Regions from separate parts of the Homo sapiens genome. Here region 1 is linked to region 2. Evidence: read pairs that join two places in POLR2A ChIA-PET (ENCODE). Cell type or tissue: A673. All regions are shown on one strand.

Evidence for each region. ChIA-PET counts read pairs that join two places held together with the same protein. Peaks named below come from ENCODE experiments on the same cell type or tissue, not always from the same donor. Only the 100,000 strongest peaks of a DNase experiment are listed, where the experiment ranks them.
Region 1: POLR2A ChIA-PET joins it to region 2 with 10 read pairs; 2 of 35 experiments call an interaction of 5 or more read pairs at or near these places.

What each region holds. Positions count from the first base shown.
Region 1 is chr2:65,460,966-65,468,965 of GRCh38, forward strand. No RefSeq gene overlaps it. Among named protein-coding and RNA genes, the nearest start is that of SPRED2, 32 kb to the left of the region's middle. In A673, no CTCF peak of the experiment used is centred here; DNase peaks (open chromatin) are centred at 3,666, 5,136 and 5,786; H3K27ac peaks cover 3,999 bases.
Region 2 is chr2:65,274,181-65,282,180 of GRCh38, forward strand. No RefSeq gene overlaps it. Among named protein-coding and RNA genes, the nearest start is that of ACTR2, 50 kb to the left of the region's middle. RefSeq lists an enhancer at 913-1,580. In A673, no CTCF peak of the experiment used is centred here; a DNase peak (open chromatin) is centred at 4,651; H3K27ac peaks cover 878 bases.

The sequences.
Region 1 (8,000 bases), 190 kb after region 2:
CTGCAACCTCCGCCCCCTGGGTTCAAGTGATTTTCCTGACTCAGCCTCCCGAGTAGATGGGACTACAGGCGTGTGCCACCACACCCAGCTAATTTTTGTATTTTCATTAGAGACAGGGTTTCACCATGTTGGCCAGGATGGTCTTGATCTCTTGACCTCGTGATCCACCTGTCTCAGCCTCCCAAAGTGCTGGGATTACAGGCGTGAGCCACTGCACCCAGCCTCTTCACTCCCTTTTCTAGAGTTGATTTCCTCTGACATAAGGTGGTGTCTCTGTCCGTTATTACCACAGTTATTCTAACAAATTATTCTGAAGCTCAGTTACTCAAAACAACAATCATTTGTTTTCATGCTCAAAGGTCTACAGGTTGGGCTACAACTTGGACTGAGCTAGGCTAGCTCTTGGCTTTGGGCTTCAAGCTCCAGGTTGGATCCAGTTGTGTTTCTTATGTCCCTCACCCTCCTTGGACCAGTGACATGCAATCTTTTCCCTGTATCTCATTCTGGGGCCCAAAGTGAAGGGTGCGGGTGTAGGGGTGTGGACATGGTCTCTCTAAGCTGAGTTGACTTTTAGGTTTCCCTCATCACATAGCTGCAGCATGAATAGTCATTCTCCTAACAATTTCAATAGGCGGTTTTTGAACTTGCTAGACAGATATATGCATGCACTTCACATTCCCTTCCCAAAGACAAACACGATTTCTTACAGGCATTATAAGCTACTAGGAATAAGAAGGGAGTGATCACCTCTTAGTGGATGTTCTCTTACTTCCTGAACTTTCTGGAAGGGACTTGACTAAATTCTTGGCCAAGAGCTCTTGTTCTCAGTTTTCATGGAGATAAGAGCAGGGAGTGGTTTATTCTCTAAGTTAAACCTGTGTAACAAATCATGGTAGGATGAAGAAAAAACAGTGTGACTACAACAAACCTTTACAGTTCTTCTTCAGCCCTCCATCCGCATCCAGGCTTCCTCATGCCACCCAACACTGCTATGTCTTATTGCAGATGACTTTGCTGCTGAGACTATTAGACAGGAGGCACTGCAGCCTATCTGTGCATGCCCCATCTGCCATCTTGTCCATGTCTCCATCTACCTTTGCTTTCTTCCATTTTCCTGTCCAAGGCTAATCCTGACATCTCTGTTAAAATATCATTCCAGATTTTCAATATACCAAATGACTCCCATTCTCTCTTCTCTCTTCAATCTCTTTCTCACCACGTGCTGATTTCTTTGTCCATTTAAGCCTCTTCCCTCTGAAACAAAACAAAACAAACCCAAAAAAACCTAGCTGGGCATGGTAGCTCATGCCTGTAATCTCAGCTACTTGGGAGGCTGAGGTGGGAGGATTGCTTGAGCCCAGGAGTTTGAGGCTGCAGTGAGCCATGATCACTCCAGCCTGGAGTGACAGAGTGAGACCCCCCTCTATAAAAAATAAATAAATAAAAATTAAGAATACCATGCTTGATCTTGTATCTCCCTCTGGATTTGGCCATACAGAGTTGTCCATGGGAATCTAACTGAAAAAGGAAGAGGACTCCTATGGGAAATGGCAGTTCTTGGGAAATAAAGCTAGTTGAGAAAGAAGTTGTCAGATGAGACAAATGTATTATTGTTTGATGGTGAAGGAAACAACCAACAAAGAATTAGATCTAATACATGAGTTCAGGAAGGTTGCTGGTCAACATATAAAAATTAATAGTATTTATCTAAGCAATAACCACCTAATAATGTAATTAAAAATATGAGAGGCTGGATGTGATGGCTTAGACCTATAATCCCAGCACTTTGGGAGGCCAATGTAGAAGGATTGCTTGAGCTTAGTAGTTCAAGGCTAGCCCGGGCAACATGATGAGACCCTGTCTCTATTAAAAAAAAGAGAGAGAAAGAGAAAAAAAGAAAGAGAGAGAGAGAGAAAGAAAGAAAAAGAAAGAAAGGAAAGAAAAGAGATGGAGAGGGAGAAAGAGAAAGAAAGGAAGGAATGAAAGAAAGAAAAGAAAGAAAGATTATTAAAAAATATGAGAACATTCAAAAATGGTCATCAAAACCCATAAAGTATGTAGGAATTAGCCTAACCAAGTGTTATGAGCTGAATTATGGTCCTGGTCCTCCAAATTTCATAGGTTGAACTCCTAACCCCCAATACCTCAGAATGTGACTATATTTGGAGGTAGAGTTTTTACAGAGGCAATTAAGTTAATGTGGGGTCATTAGGGTGAGCCCTACTCCGATATGACTGGTGTCCTTATAAGAAGAAGTGACTAGGTACACAAGCACACACACAGAAGACCATGTGAAGAATCAGGGAGGAGAAAGTCATTTACACCAAGGAGAGAGGTCTCAGAAGAAACCAACCCTGCCAACACCTTGACCTTGGACTTCCAGCCTCCAGAACTGTAAGAAAATAAATTTGTATTGTTTAAGCCACCCAGCCTGTGGTACTTTGTTATGGCAGTCCTAGCAAACTGATATACCAAAAATATACAAGACCTCTGTTGATGTAGGTTTGAAAACTCTCAGCAAGCTTCTTTTTCCTGTTTCTTGTCCTCCCTGCCTGTGCTATTTGGTCCTTAGCCATTAGATGGGGCAGAGCAAGGTGGCCTTCTGCTGGGCTTGGGGATGGGAGCTGGTGACAGAGTGAACCAAACAAGAAAAGGTAAAGGGTTGTAGAACAGCTGTGTTCTGTATAGAGTGGGGTGGAAACCCAAGGAATCTATGTTATGGATGAGCTTTGGGGAATGGCTTCCTAGTTTCCTTTTAAATTTTCCTTGACTAAAATATAAAGGCACTTATAGGTTGTATAATCCCCACTCCTTCCTTTCTTCTGGTGGCAATAATACAAGTGAAAGTGCATTTCTTCTGGCACCTACTTTCTCTTTGTTACAAGGCAGGGAGTCTTCTCATTCAATTTGGAGCTGTGTTCCTGTCACTCTAAACAAAGTAGATTGCTTTCCTTTCCTATAAGCAGGGGCCATCTGGTGAGGGGGCATTTGGCTTGAGCTTGGAGAATGAAGCAGCCACTCAGGCATCCTACCTTATGCTTGAAATGCCATTGTCAATGATAATGACTAATATTTATTGAGCACTTATTATGGTGTCAGCACTGTTTGAAGTATATCACATATATTACTTCATTGAGTCTGCCAACCATCCTATGAGATGTGGCACTATTAATATCAAACCTTTTTTAGAGATAAGGAAAACTAGATACAGAAAGGTTAAGTAGTTGGCCTAAGGTCTCTCACTGGCAGCTAGGGATGGAAGCAGGATTGGAACCTGGGAAGCCTGGCTCCCAGGTCTAGGCTGGTGTTTACTACACTGCACTGTCCCTGGTATTTAGACCCTACACTGGGAATTTACTTCTCTAAATGTCTTTTTTTTTGTTCAGCCGTCTACACCGAGAAGTTGATAGGGAAATCCATTTTCAGTCATTCACACTGCCGTGTAAATTAGATTCTCAGATGATTTCATATCCACTTGAGAGTAGATTACCAAGACACTAGAAGTTTTGATATTGAGGAGAATGTATTTCACACACGAAATTAACATTCACTGGGTGCCAACTGGGATTTGACAATTGTTGTTTTATAGAACCCTCCCAAATGGCCCTGCAGGGTAAGAATTAATTACCTTCCTTTTATGTTAGAAGGAAATGGGTGTCTTAGAGGTTGGAGCCCAAATCTGGTCCCTGGGCATTCTCGATGGCTGCTTGAGGCCCTCTGACACTTGTGGCTGGCTGGGAAGACACAGAGGCTTCTGGAGGGGAGTGGCAGGATGCTAAGGCCAAACGTCATAGTTTTGTGCAGTTCCAGGTCTAGGAAACAGCTGGTTTTATTTAGTGAAAATAATTGCTGCAGGCCAGTGTCTCCCTACCTCTCATGGACTTTTGTGGTAGGGTGGAAGATGGGTATGTAGCAATATGTTCTGTAACTGCAATTTAGTGCCACAGGCCTCCTGAATCCTCCACCTCCTAAGCAGGAGCATTTTAATAGTCGAGGACAGAGAAGAGAGAACTAGAGCTAATTTATAACTTTAAAATCTTGTATTACCTTTCCTACTTGCCTCCAGTCTTTCAAATACATATATCCCAAATGCATCAATTTCTATGCGTCTTGAATCTGGAATCTACAGCCCACCACCCCCTACACAGACCGTTCTTCGTTTTGTGAATTAACTTTATCTGCTGTGCATTTCAGCTTAGTCTGGAAACCTCTGCTTAGGATTGCCAGCTTCGGCTTTTTTCAGAGGTCTAAAGAAGAGGTGGTTCTGGCAGGTGTAAGCTCTCTGATGTTTCAGCCTACAAATATGTGAACCGAAGTCATGTCGATTTGCATTTCTGGATTAGCAACAGATGGTAGTTATGAACTAACTGACTATCTGACAGAGAGGCCCCATTGGAAGCAGTATGGGAGCAGATCCAGGCTCTGCTGTGCAGTTATCAGTTGGTCTAACTCTTCTTTCAGAAAATATTCTCTCCGGAGGAGAGGCCTCAAATTGCAGATCCCCATCTAGGCATTGAAAAGGCAGCGTACAACCCTCCTTTTGTAGGCACCTCCCAAAATAACTTTCAGCAGGATATGGCTTGTTATATTAGTTCTGTAATTTTATTTTCCAAATGATGCTTGTCTTTGAAGCTTGGCTAGGGGAACTGTAGCTAAGATTAAATGGGGTCCAATGTTTTGTGACAATACTTCCTTAGATTTACATGACTTTTAAAAAATAGATTTTTTTTTTAATCTCTTAAAATCTGTGACAGAGAATATTGGGATTTTCCATCCTGCCATTTGTTTCCCATATTTGTTATAAGTAATGAGCACTTCTTATTTGTCAGGCCCTGCATTGGCGCTGGGGAAGACACAACAGTGCGCAGAAACCAACCAGCCTCTAATTGCAAAAAACTTCACAGCCCAGTGAGGAGGCTGACATTAATCCAAGGATCACACAATGCAACTACAAAATGTGCTAAGGAGGCAAGCGTCTGGTGCTAGGAGAGTGTGTAATTTGATATAGTCTGAGAGGTCAGGGTATGGATGTGTAAGCCAATGAGGAGAACAGCCTGTGCAAAAGCCCTGGACTGTGTCTGGTACCAGGACTTAGCCAGTTAGGGCGAGCAGAGCAAGGGAGGGGTGGGCGGTGGAGCTGAGACTGGAGAGGCAAGACGTGCCAGACCATGAGGCTTTTGCAACATTTAGCCCCTAGGCCCCACCCACAAAGATTCCGATTCAACTGGGAGAGAGGGGGAGAGATATGGGTAGTTTTTTTGTTTTGTTGTGTTTTGAGACAGAGTCTCACTCTATCTCCCAGGCTAGAGTGCAGTGGTGTGATCTCGGCTCACTGCCACCTCTCTGCAACCTCCACCTCCCGGGTTCAAGCGATTCTCCTGCCTCAGCCTCCCAAGTAGCTGGGATTACAGGCATGTGCCACCACGCCCAGTTAATTTTATATTTTTAGTAGAGATGGGGTTTCTCCATGTTGGTCAGGCTGGTCTTGAACTCCTGACCTCAGGTGATCTGCCTGCCTCAGCCTCCCAAAGTGCTGGGATTACAGGTGTGAGTCACTGTGCCAGGCCAGATATGGGTAGTTTTTTAAAGTTCCTGAGGTAAAGCATCCAGGGTTAAGAATCATTAGCCTGGACTTATTTGGTCCGTATTCTAAGAGCTGTGGGAAACCACTGAATTGTTTGTGGCAGGACAAACAATTCAGATGTACATCTTGTATCCTCAGGATGCCTGCACATATAGACACCGAAAATTACTAGGGTGGGCCCAGAAATCTGTATTACTCTGCTGCACGATAATATCAGAAGCACTGTCAACCTCAGCATTGTTTGATCAAACAGGAAGTACATAGATAAACCCCAAAAGTAGACCACTAAGATGATCCCATTTCAATTTTCTTCCTTCCTTCCTTCCTTCCTTCCTTCCTTCCTTCCTTCCTTCCTTCCTTCCTTCTTTCCTTCCTTCCTTTGAGACAGTCTTGCTCTGTCATCCAGGCTGGAGTGCAGTGGCACGATCTCGGCTCACTGCAAGTTCTGCCTCCCGGGTTCATGCCATTCTCCTGCCTCAGCCTCCTGAGTAGCTGGGACTCCAGGTGCCCGCCACCACGCCCGGCTAATTTTTTGTATTTTTAGGAGAGACAGGGTTTCACCATGTTAGCCAGGATGGTCTCGATCTCCTGACCTCGTGATCTGCCCACCTCGGCCTCCCAAAGTGCTGAGATTACAGGCGTAAGCCACCGCGCCCGGCCTCAATTCTCTTTTTTTAAGACAAGTTCTTGCTCTGTGGCCCATGCTATAGTGCAGTGGCGCAGTGAACTGTGGTTGTGCCATTGCTCTACAGCCTCGACTTCCTAGGCTCAAGTGATCCTTCCACCTCGGCCTTCTGAGTAGTTGGGACTACAGGTGCATGCCACCATGCCTGGATAATTTTTTAATTTTATTTATTTATTTTTTTGTAGAGATGGATTCCCACTATATTTCTCAGGGTGGTATTGAACTCCTGGGCTCAAGTGATCCTTTCGCCTTGGCTTCCCAAAATGTCAGGATTATAGGTGTGAGCCACTGTGCCCAGCCTTCAATTTTTTTTTTTTTTTGCTTTATCTTTCTACTATTACTTCCAATCTTCCCATTCTTGCTCAGACCCTCTACTTGGAGTGGTAAAGAAGGCCTGGTTGTGTGCTCCTTACTACACCCTGTGGCTTCAAAACTTGGAAGACTTGTTTTATACTGAGGCAGTTTCCAAAAAGCACTACTTTCAGCAACAGCATCACTTCATATTTACTGTGCACAATGGGCAGAGTAAATGAAAGAAATTACTTTAATACATGAGTGAGCCAGAATATGTATGTATAGGCCCATGAACAAGAAGATAGCATTAATACTTGAGAAAGTGTCTTTTAGGAAGGATGTATTCAGGATTTTCTCTCCTTACACTGCCAGATTCCCAGAGACCAGACCTAACACCTACCTCCACATCACTCATTTATTCAAATTCCTGAAACATCAATGATTCCAAAGTAAATTAACCAGGCATTTTGGTGGTCTCTGCAATATTGGACACTTTAGTTAGGATTCTTTGCATCTTCAGAGCACTAGTTACACAGACACTGTAAACTCTCTAGGGTGATAAGGAGGAACAAAGGGCACCGAATGCTTTCTTCTTTGTGTGGATACGGAAACTGAGTGGTTAAGTGACTTCCTTAGATGACTTTTTAGAAGGGGCATCGGAGTGGAGAAGGGAAGTCAGGGACTCTGGGCTTCAACACACGGCTCCGGCCATTTGGCCTGATAAGCATTCATCTTTAAAGACCTGAAGATGGTGAACTTTTTTGAATGACTTGTCAGACAGATGGAGTGATGGCTTCCAGCCATGGAACTCACTTATCGTGGATGTCTGTCAGGGTTAAAAGTTCTATTTGCAGGCCTCTCCCATCAGGTTGTTTTTTTGTGTGTGTTCTATCCCCCACTAGTATGGATCCTAACTGGCTTGGTTGGCTTGGATAATGGCATTCATCTTCTGCTCCCTGGGGCATCAGATCACAGAGGGGTAAAGGTGTGGGCACTATGCCAGAGCATAAGCTCAGGAATAGTGCTAGCTAAGAGCAATTTCTGTTGACTTATCTAGAAATCACGCCCTAGCATCCATTAGGATGCCAGTGTATTTTTCTAGGGCAGCAAATTGACCAAATAACCATACAAACCTGCTTCCTCCCTGTTTCCATTTTCTTGCAATGTTGTTTTTCCATCCACTAGGGATGAATGAAATATCCTCTCAAGTAGATCTCTAAATAAATAAAAATAGAATAGGAAATCCATGTAGTGCTTACTCTGTGCCAAGATCTCTTCAAAGTGCCTTACATACATTCTTAACTCATTTAATCCTTACAATTGCCCCTCTGAGATGGGTACCATTACTATCCCTGTTTTACAGACGGAGGCACAGAGAAGTTAAATTATTTGTTCAGGATCACACAACTAGTAAGCAATATAGCTGAAATTTGGATC
Region 2 (8,000 bases):
TTATATTTTTATATTTTGTGACAACTTAGTGTTTGAAGAGTAAGAAATTTGGGCCTAAATGAGGCTCAGTTGTTAAATTGATAATACACATTTGACCCCTTTATTGGAAACCTACAATTTACCTCCAGATGTGTTTTTTTTTTCCCTGCTAACTTAGATCTACATTTGAAAGCTTCTGGCATTAATTAATTTTTATTTAAGAGCTATTAGGAAGGAGTGGAACCTAAACTATGGTGACAATTTAAAGGACCTTGATTCAAAGAATCAATTAAGGAGGCTGTCCTCTTTGTTTTGCTTTTACTTAGTAGTTTAGGTGGAATTCAAGCAGATAATATTCAACCTCTAAGTTCCCTGCTTACACAACTTGGAATTCTAAAGGAGTCTCTAAAATGAAAACATCCCACAGGAAGTGATGTAGCTAAAGTATGATTATCTGTATTTTTAAAACAAATTACTTGTCCTTCAAATGTCTTTTTCAGTATGGGGTCAGAATCACATGTTCCTTTTGTTAAAAATGCAGGCTCTTAGGCGGGGCGCGGTGGCTCACGCCTGTAATCCCAGCACTTTGGGAGGCCAAGGCAGTGGGGGATCACCTGAGGTCAGGAGTTCGAGACCAGCCTGATCAACACGACAAAACCCTGTCTCTACTAAAAGTACAAACCGGGCATGGTGGCGGTCGCCTGTAATTCCAACTATTCCTACTCAGGAGGCTGAGGCAGGAGAATGGCTTGAACCCAGGAGGTGGAGGTTACAGTGAGCTGGGATCAGCCACTGCACTCCAGCCTGGGTGACAGAGCGAGACTCCATCTTAAAAAAAAAAAAAAAAAAAAAAAAGCAGGCTTCCTTGAGCCCCACTCTGGACCACCGAATGGAGCCTGAGGGTTTGCTTGTTTTCCAACTCTTCCCCCACAACTCTCATACTCCTGTTTTAGGGGCTAAGAGGACAGTCAGGCTTCAAAGTATGAACCACTCTCCTGGGCCCACACCTGCAATGCCCTTCTTTCCTCCTCTTCCTGGGGAAAACTAGGGCTTTTAGCAGATGGGTTCAGAAGTGACACAGGAAGCAGCCCTGGGAAGCCGGAACCACTTAGAGACCATCTTTTGCCAGTGTGCTGACCTCTGCTCCACCTCCCCCAAATGGATCTTCAGTTCAAATGGATGATAAACACCTTTTCATTAAAAAGGCCAGTTCTGGGATGGTTAAAGCACCATCAGTCATTTACACATCCATTTGTATTAAAAGGAAATCCAGAGACTCACACTGACGCCTAGGGGAGATTAGCAGCTCTTTGTGATGTAAGTGAAAGGAAGGTCTGTAACTTTGGCCTAAGGAGTGCATTGGAGAAAATTGGTAGGTTCCTGAGGAAATTCAGTTTTTAGAGCAAGCTCACTTTTTAGGGCAAGCTCACCTTGGTAGATGAGAGTTGAGTGCTGGAAGTGGTAAAATAACCAAAGCAAACTGCTCATTTCAACATTCCTTTCTCCTCGCTTCCGACTTGCAGTGTTCCAGCTTCCTGAACTCAAGCTAGTACAGCTAATGCTACAAGTTTAGCTGCTTGATACATGAAAGTGATTTATAATCAGGCCAAGAAACCAACCTACCAGATGTAGCTTTACTTTTAGAGAGCATGTATGTATTTCAAGTTCTATGCAACTGACAAATGAACTTTTGGATGCAACTTGTTCAAAAGTGGAAGTATTGAATTGTTTATGGTGACCAACAGTCCACACATTAATGACTGCTATAATTATGTTTCTTATGATATCAAAACTGACATGGTCCCCTAATACAGAATGCAGTTCATAATGTGGATTTGGGGAGTGCCAGTGTTCACCATTTGTGTTTTTGAAACACAAGGTATAGGTGGTGTGAGGAAAACTATCTTCTGACTTTAAGCTACTATTTTTTAAATGGTATGACAACTTTATGTTGATTTCTTTTGGTTAATCCGACCAGTCTTAGTGTTGCATGAAAATGATCTTCATCATTTCCATTTCATAGCAACTCTTTTATGCCTTAAACATTTTTTTTCTGTTCATACCATTCAAAAGAAGCTAAGATTTGTGGTGTGAGCCAACACAAATCCTCCCTCAGGTGCTTTAATAACAGTAAGACAGGCTTCCTTGAATATCCTAAATGAAAGCTTTGTTTTGTTGCACTTTTGAACAAATACGTGAAGAGAATGATTTATGTAATGAAATTCCATGTTTTAAGAGTCTAAAGAGGATTGGATTTATGGTTCTTCCACCCCCATCCCCACCATTGAAACTAGAAAACTTGTGACTTTGGCCCAGATCGCAAAAACCTTTGCTGCTCCCAAGTTCCCTGAACTGTTAGGATAAAATAGAATACTAAAGAGTACCTTAAACTCAGAAGGCATGATTTGCTAACTGTCAACCTAAACCAAATGGCAGCTCACACCACTAGCTGATTTTATTCAGAAGATAGGGCTAAAGGAGAAACTTTTCCCACTAAATTTCAGTACAGTTACTACTTTCAAGAATACACCCTGTTTTCTTCAGGCTCTGAGCTTGTCTGCTGAAATAATTAGCTGTGAGGCAGACAGGGAAAGAATTGCATCTGCAAAAAGCAGGAAGACAAGGTCAAGAGAAGAGGAGGCAGCTTGACTCACAGCTGCCCACCCTGCAGAGGAGCAGAGCTTGCCAAGAATATCCACATTGATTTATGGAGAAAAAATCAGGAAACCATTCACCCCAGATAGCTTGGATTTGTGACAATATCAGTGTAAACGATTTCCATTTAGACTGTGAATTCCGAGTCTCCGTAGGTGCTCCATTTTTTCCCACCTTCGCCCCTTCTCCGAGCATTTCTAGCAACACTCGGGCCAGTGATTCTCAAACTTTGGGGTGCCTGAGACTCTCTTGAGCTAGTGACAATGCAGATACCTGGCTCCACTTCCAGAAATTGAGGTGACACTCTTAGGAAGGGGTCTTTTGCACTTAGAAAAATGTGAATCAGAAACCAGGGAAATTTTGTAAGAATTAAGCTACAGACTAAATGATATTAATAAAAAATCTTGGTATGTTTGTACAGAAGGTTTCACTTAATTAGGAGTTTCCTAAGAGAATGAAGGCAAAGGCTTTTCCGCCTGGGGACTCTTGAGACTCTTCGGGCTTACTCTCCAGGGTGCCACTGTATACCTTGAGAAAACTGCTGGCTTGCTTCATTCTTGTGCCTAATCTTGCTCACAAAGGAACATGCTACCAGTCTCATCTGCTTCCAAAGGGCTTTGTTTCAAATCCCTTTTGGAAAAGGGGTGCATTTTTCTGCCTTGGTTTACTGCCTTTTGGAGAACAAGAATGCATCTCAAACGTGTTTATTGAACTTTTAAAGTTCCTTGACTTTCTGCGGGCAGAGCCAACCATGGTCTTCAGACCCTACGTTAATTAAGAGAGCTAAAAAGGAAGCAATGAGAACAACAGCGAGGACACGACAAAGCTGTAAGGTCACCATTTATGAGTGTCTGTGAAGTGCCAGGCACTGTACCTTAAGCATTTGCCAGCATTCTCACTTAATGCAAGTAGGAATTATCACCACTTTGTAGATGAGGAGACTGAGACTTAAGAGGTAAAGTAACAAGAACAAAGACTCAGAGCTAAGAAGCTGTAGAGCCAGAGTGGGGCTCAAGCATCTTCCTGACTATACAACCGTTGCTTTTCCAACACCCATTGATGGCTCTGTGTGGTGGTCATTGAGCCCTGTCCTATTTCAAAGCCTTGATCAGTTTAGGAGGCTGTCTTGACCCTGCGCCTCATCACAGGCCTTGGGAAAAGCACTTGTCCTTTGTGTGCCTTAATTTAACTCAGTGAGTCAAGTGCCCCAAGCCTGGAGTGGTTGGCGTCCCAAGTGCCATTTGAAAAGTGCTTTGATATGAAGTGCCCACAAGGGCTTGCTCTTCTGTTGATAGCAAACCATTTCCATGAAGAAACTTAAGTGGAAGCTCTGGGAGTGAACGAGTGAAAGGAGTGTTGGCTACAGGCATTTGGATCCAGAGGAGCTTGTCCCACTTTTAGGAGTGATCAGTTGAGGCTTTTTTCCCCTTGGTAGGTTTAATTTTTGACCAGCAGGTGTACACTGTGGTCCAAGGCCCCGGATTTGGCTCAGAGCTTCATAAATGAGTCAGTGGAGTTTATAAACTCTCCACTTGCAAGAGGAAGGCAAGAAATGGAAAGAATGACAGTTACTAAGGTTAGCAGTGGCCCCTGGAATCCAAGTGGCCCTTGAGAAGAACACTTGGGGAGGGGAAGCATTTGAATCACCTACATCTGCTAAGAACTTGTCCTGTGTTTTGGGAACGTTCTGAGAATGGCGACTACATGAGCTAGCTCTCAGACCAGCTGTCTTCAGAGGGGACCACCTAATGGGAGGCCGACCGTAGAGGCTAAAACATGCAAGTTACCGCCTGGGAGACGGTAACAACGCTTCCATGCAGAACAGCTGTGTGTTACTTTAAAAGCAGCTAATTTCACTATCTGAATTCAAGGATGTTTCCCAGATCTCCATGCTGTGAATAGCAGTGTTGTTTGAGATGGCCATTATTGCTTACATCCTCCTCGAGCCAGGAGCAGAGGGAGGAGCCTGGATCTGGGTCTCCTGTCCCACTGCAGCAAGAGGACATGATTAGTGGTTAGCCTATCTCTAAAAGCCCTGGGGAGCTGAGTGTAGGAAGGAAGGAAGGAAGTTGTGTAGGATAAACAAAACAAAGCAAAACCCCAAAAAGCCACAAGAAAGTACTTCAGATGTGCAAGAATCTGTAATTCACATACTCATGGGATAGTTGAGGGTTAGGACCTGGATTAAATGTTTTCACATGGAATGGGAATACCAAGAACAAAGCAACTGAAGAGTGGGGCGACTGGCTTGGTTTTAAAGAGTCCTGGAAACAGAGTCCTCTTATTGTTTCTGGATGTTTAGACACATCAAGGCCGACATATAAATTGTTTTAAAATAGTATCTGTTCTCAGTCTCACATGCAAAAAAAAAAAAAAAGGAAAAATATATCTAGCAAGTTTTACCATAAGATCATTGCTAATTTGCCTTTAGTTTCCCATGACAAGATTCAACAGTTTGATAATCTCGTGGAAAATAATTCACTTTTTAAGAAAATGTGGTTTAAAAGAAGTGAATATACTGATAACTATGAAAGCCTCTCTTGAGTAAGGCAGTATTTTAGAGTAACTGGACTGGTTGCTGCATGGCAACCTTCACAATTCAACGAGTTTTTTGTTCGTTCGTTTGTTTGTATTTTGAGACAAAGTCTCGGTCTGTAGCCCAGGCTGGAGTGCAGTGATGTGATCTCAGCTCACTGCAACCTCCGCCTCCTGGGTTCAAGCGATTCTCCTGCCTCAGCCTCCCGAGTAGCTGGGATTACAGGCACGCACCACTGCGCCTTTTTTTTGTATTTTTGCTAACTTTTTTTTTGTATTTTTAGTAGAGACGGGGTTTCACCATGTTGGCCAGGCTCGTGTTGAACTCCTGACCTCAGTAATCTGCCTGCCTCAGCCTCCCAAAGTGCTAGGATTACAGGCGTAAGCCACCGCGCCTGGCACAATTCAATGTTTTTAAAATAAAAAAGATTTGTCAGGGCTTCCCAAACCTCAAAGATGGGTTTTCTCAGTATCTTAATGGTCATTTAGACGGAACCAAACAAATACCTTTAAAAAGTAGGAGTGGCGGGCATTTTAGTAGGCTGCTAAATATCTCAATATCAAATGCACCAAGGATTACTAAGCCAAATTGTATGCCGTAGTTGGAAGTGTTAGCCTTGTGCAGCTGTTCTTGTGAAGGGCTTGGGGGCCAGCTCCTGTGGGAGCCAAGGATTTTTTTTTGCAGGTTTTGTCATGTATATGTGTTAAATTAGTTTGGAGAAGATCTGTCAGGTTTAACTTGGTGATGATTTTTTAAAAAATCAGTTCATGGCCGGGCGCGGTGTCTCACACCTGTAATCCCAGCACTTTGGGAGGCCGAGGCGGGCTGATCACGAGGTCAGGAGATCGAGACCATCCTGGCTAACACAGTGAAACCCCGTCTCTACTAAAAGATACACAAAAATAGCCGGGCATAGTGGCGGGCGCCTGTAGTCCTAGCTACTCGGGAGGCTGAGGCAGGAGAATGGCGTGAACCCGAGAGGTAGAGCTTGCAGTGAGCCGGGATTGCGCCACTGCACTCCAGCCTAGGTGACAGAGCGAGACTCCGTCTCAAAAAAAAAAAAAAATATCAGTTCATGACAATGTTACAGTTTGCGCAAAATAAGCACATTTGTAATTTCGTATGTATTAAATTGACTTCCTAGGAGACAAATCTTTTTTCCTCACTGGATAACATTATTTTATCTTGTGTTAGTTACAATCATTTGACCATAAAGCTTACCTGTAAGGGGGCTCTGTTGTTTAAAGATTTCAAGTTGCACTTCCTAAGTCAAACGGTGATGGGGTAAAGCAACTTCCCAAGGCGTTCCGTTCTCAAGTTAGAGAACTGGAAAGGCACTGGAGTACGGTTCCCTCCTTCCCTTTTTAAAGTAGCCCTCGACTGGGTGCAGTGGCTCACGCCTGTAATCCCAGCACTTTGGGAGGCCGAGGCGGGCAGATCACCCGAGGTCCGGAGTTTGAGACCAGCCTGACCAACATGGAGAAACCCCATCTCTACTAAAAATACAAAGTTAGCCGGGCTTGGTGGCAGATGCCTGTAATCCCAGCTACTCGGGAGGCTGAGTCAGGAGAATTGCTTGAACCCAGGAGGCGGAGGTTGCAGTGAGCCGAGATTTGCACCATTGCACTCCAGCCTGGGCAACAAGAGCGAAAGTCCGTCTCAAAATAAAATAAAATAAAATAAATTTAGAAAGCAGCCCTCGACTCATGCCCGTGGCTCATGCCTGTAATCCCAGCACTTTGGGATGCCGAGTTGTGTGGATCTTTTGAGCTCAGGAGTTCGAGACCAGCCTGGGCGAGACAGCGAAACCCCATCTTTACAAAAAATACAAAAATTCAGCAGGCATTGTACTGTGCGCCTGTACTCTGAGCTACTTGGGACGCTGTGGTGGGAGAATGGCTTGAGTCGTGGGGGTGGAGGTTGCCGTGAGCCGAGATTCTGCCACTGCAGTCCAGTCCAGGCATCAGAGCCAGATTCTGTTTCAAAAAAATAATAAAGTAGCCCTCAAAAGTGACATTTAAAATTACTTGTATTTGGCCGGCCAGGTGTGGTGTCTCATGCCTGTAATCCCAGCACTTTGGGAGGCCGAGGTGGGCGGATCACCTGAGGTCAGGAGTTCGAGACCAGCCTGGCCAACATGATGAAACCCTGTCTCTACTAAAAATACAAAAAATTAGCCGGGTGTGGTGGTGCACGCCTGTAGTCCCAGCTACTTGGGAGGCTGAGGAAGGGGAATCACTTGAACCCAGGAGGTGGAGGTTGTAGTGAGCTGAGGTTGCACCACTGCACTCCAGCCTGGGCAACAAGAGCAAAACTCTGTCTCAGAAAAAAAAAAAAAAAATTACTTGTATTTGCATGAAAATCACTGAGTTTCAAATCTGAAGTGTTCTTCAGAGTTCTAACGTGTAAGAACACAGAGTACTATGATATTTCCCCAAGAGTATTCTGTGAGTCCCAGCTAAATGCCCTATATCCCAAGTGTGCTTTGTGGTTTAAAGAGTTAGAGAAATGCTGCAGAAACCTTCCCTGCAGCATACTAAAGTCTCAGAGATGTCCTGCAGGGAGAAAACCCAGCCGACTTTATTCAGCAAGGGATCTCTTTCTGTTTCTCTCTCTCTCTCTCCCCCTTTCTCTGTCTCTGTGTGTGTGTCTTTCCTTTCTCTCTCTCTCCCCCTCCTTCACTCCGTCCATATCCCTCCCTCTCCCTCTCTGTCCCTCTTTCCCTTTTCCTTTCTCTTTCTTCCCCCACTCTTCCTCCCTCCCTCTCCCTCTCCACTTTTTTACCTCCCCTCCCCCTCCCCCTCCTCTCTCTCTTCCCCTCTTCCTCACA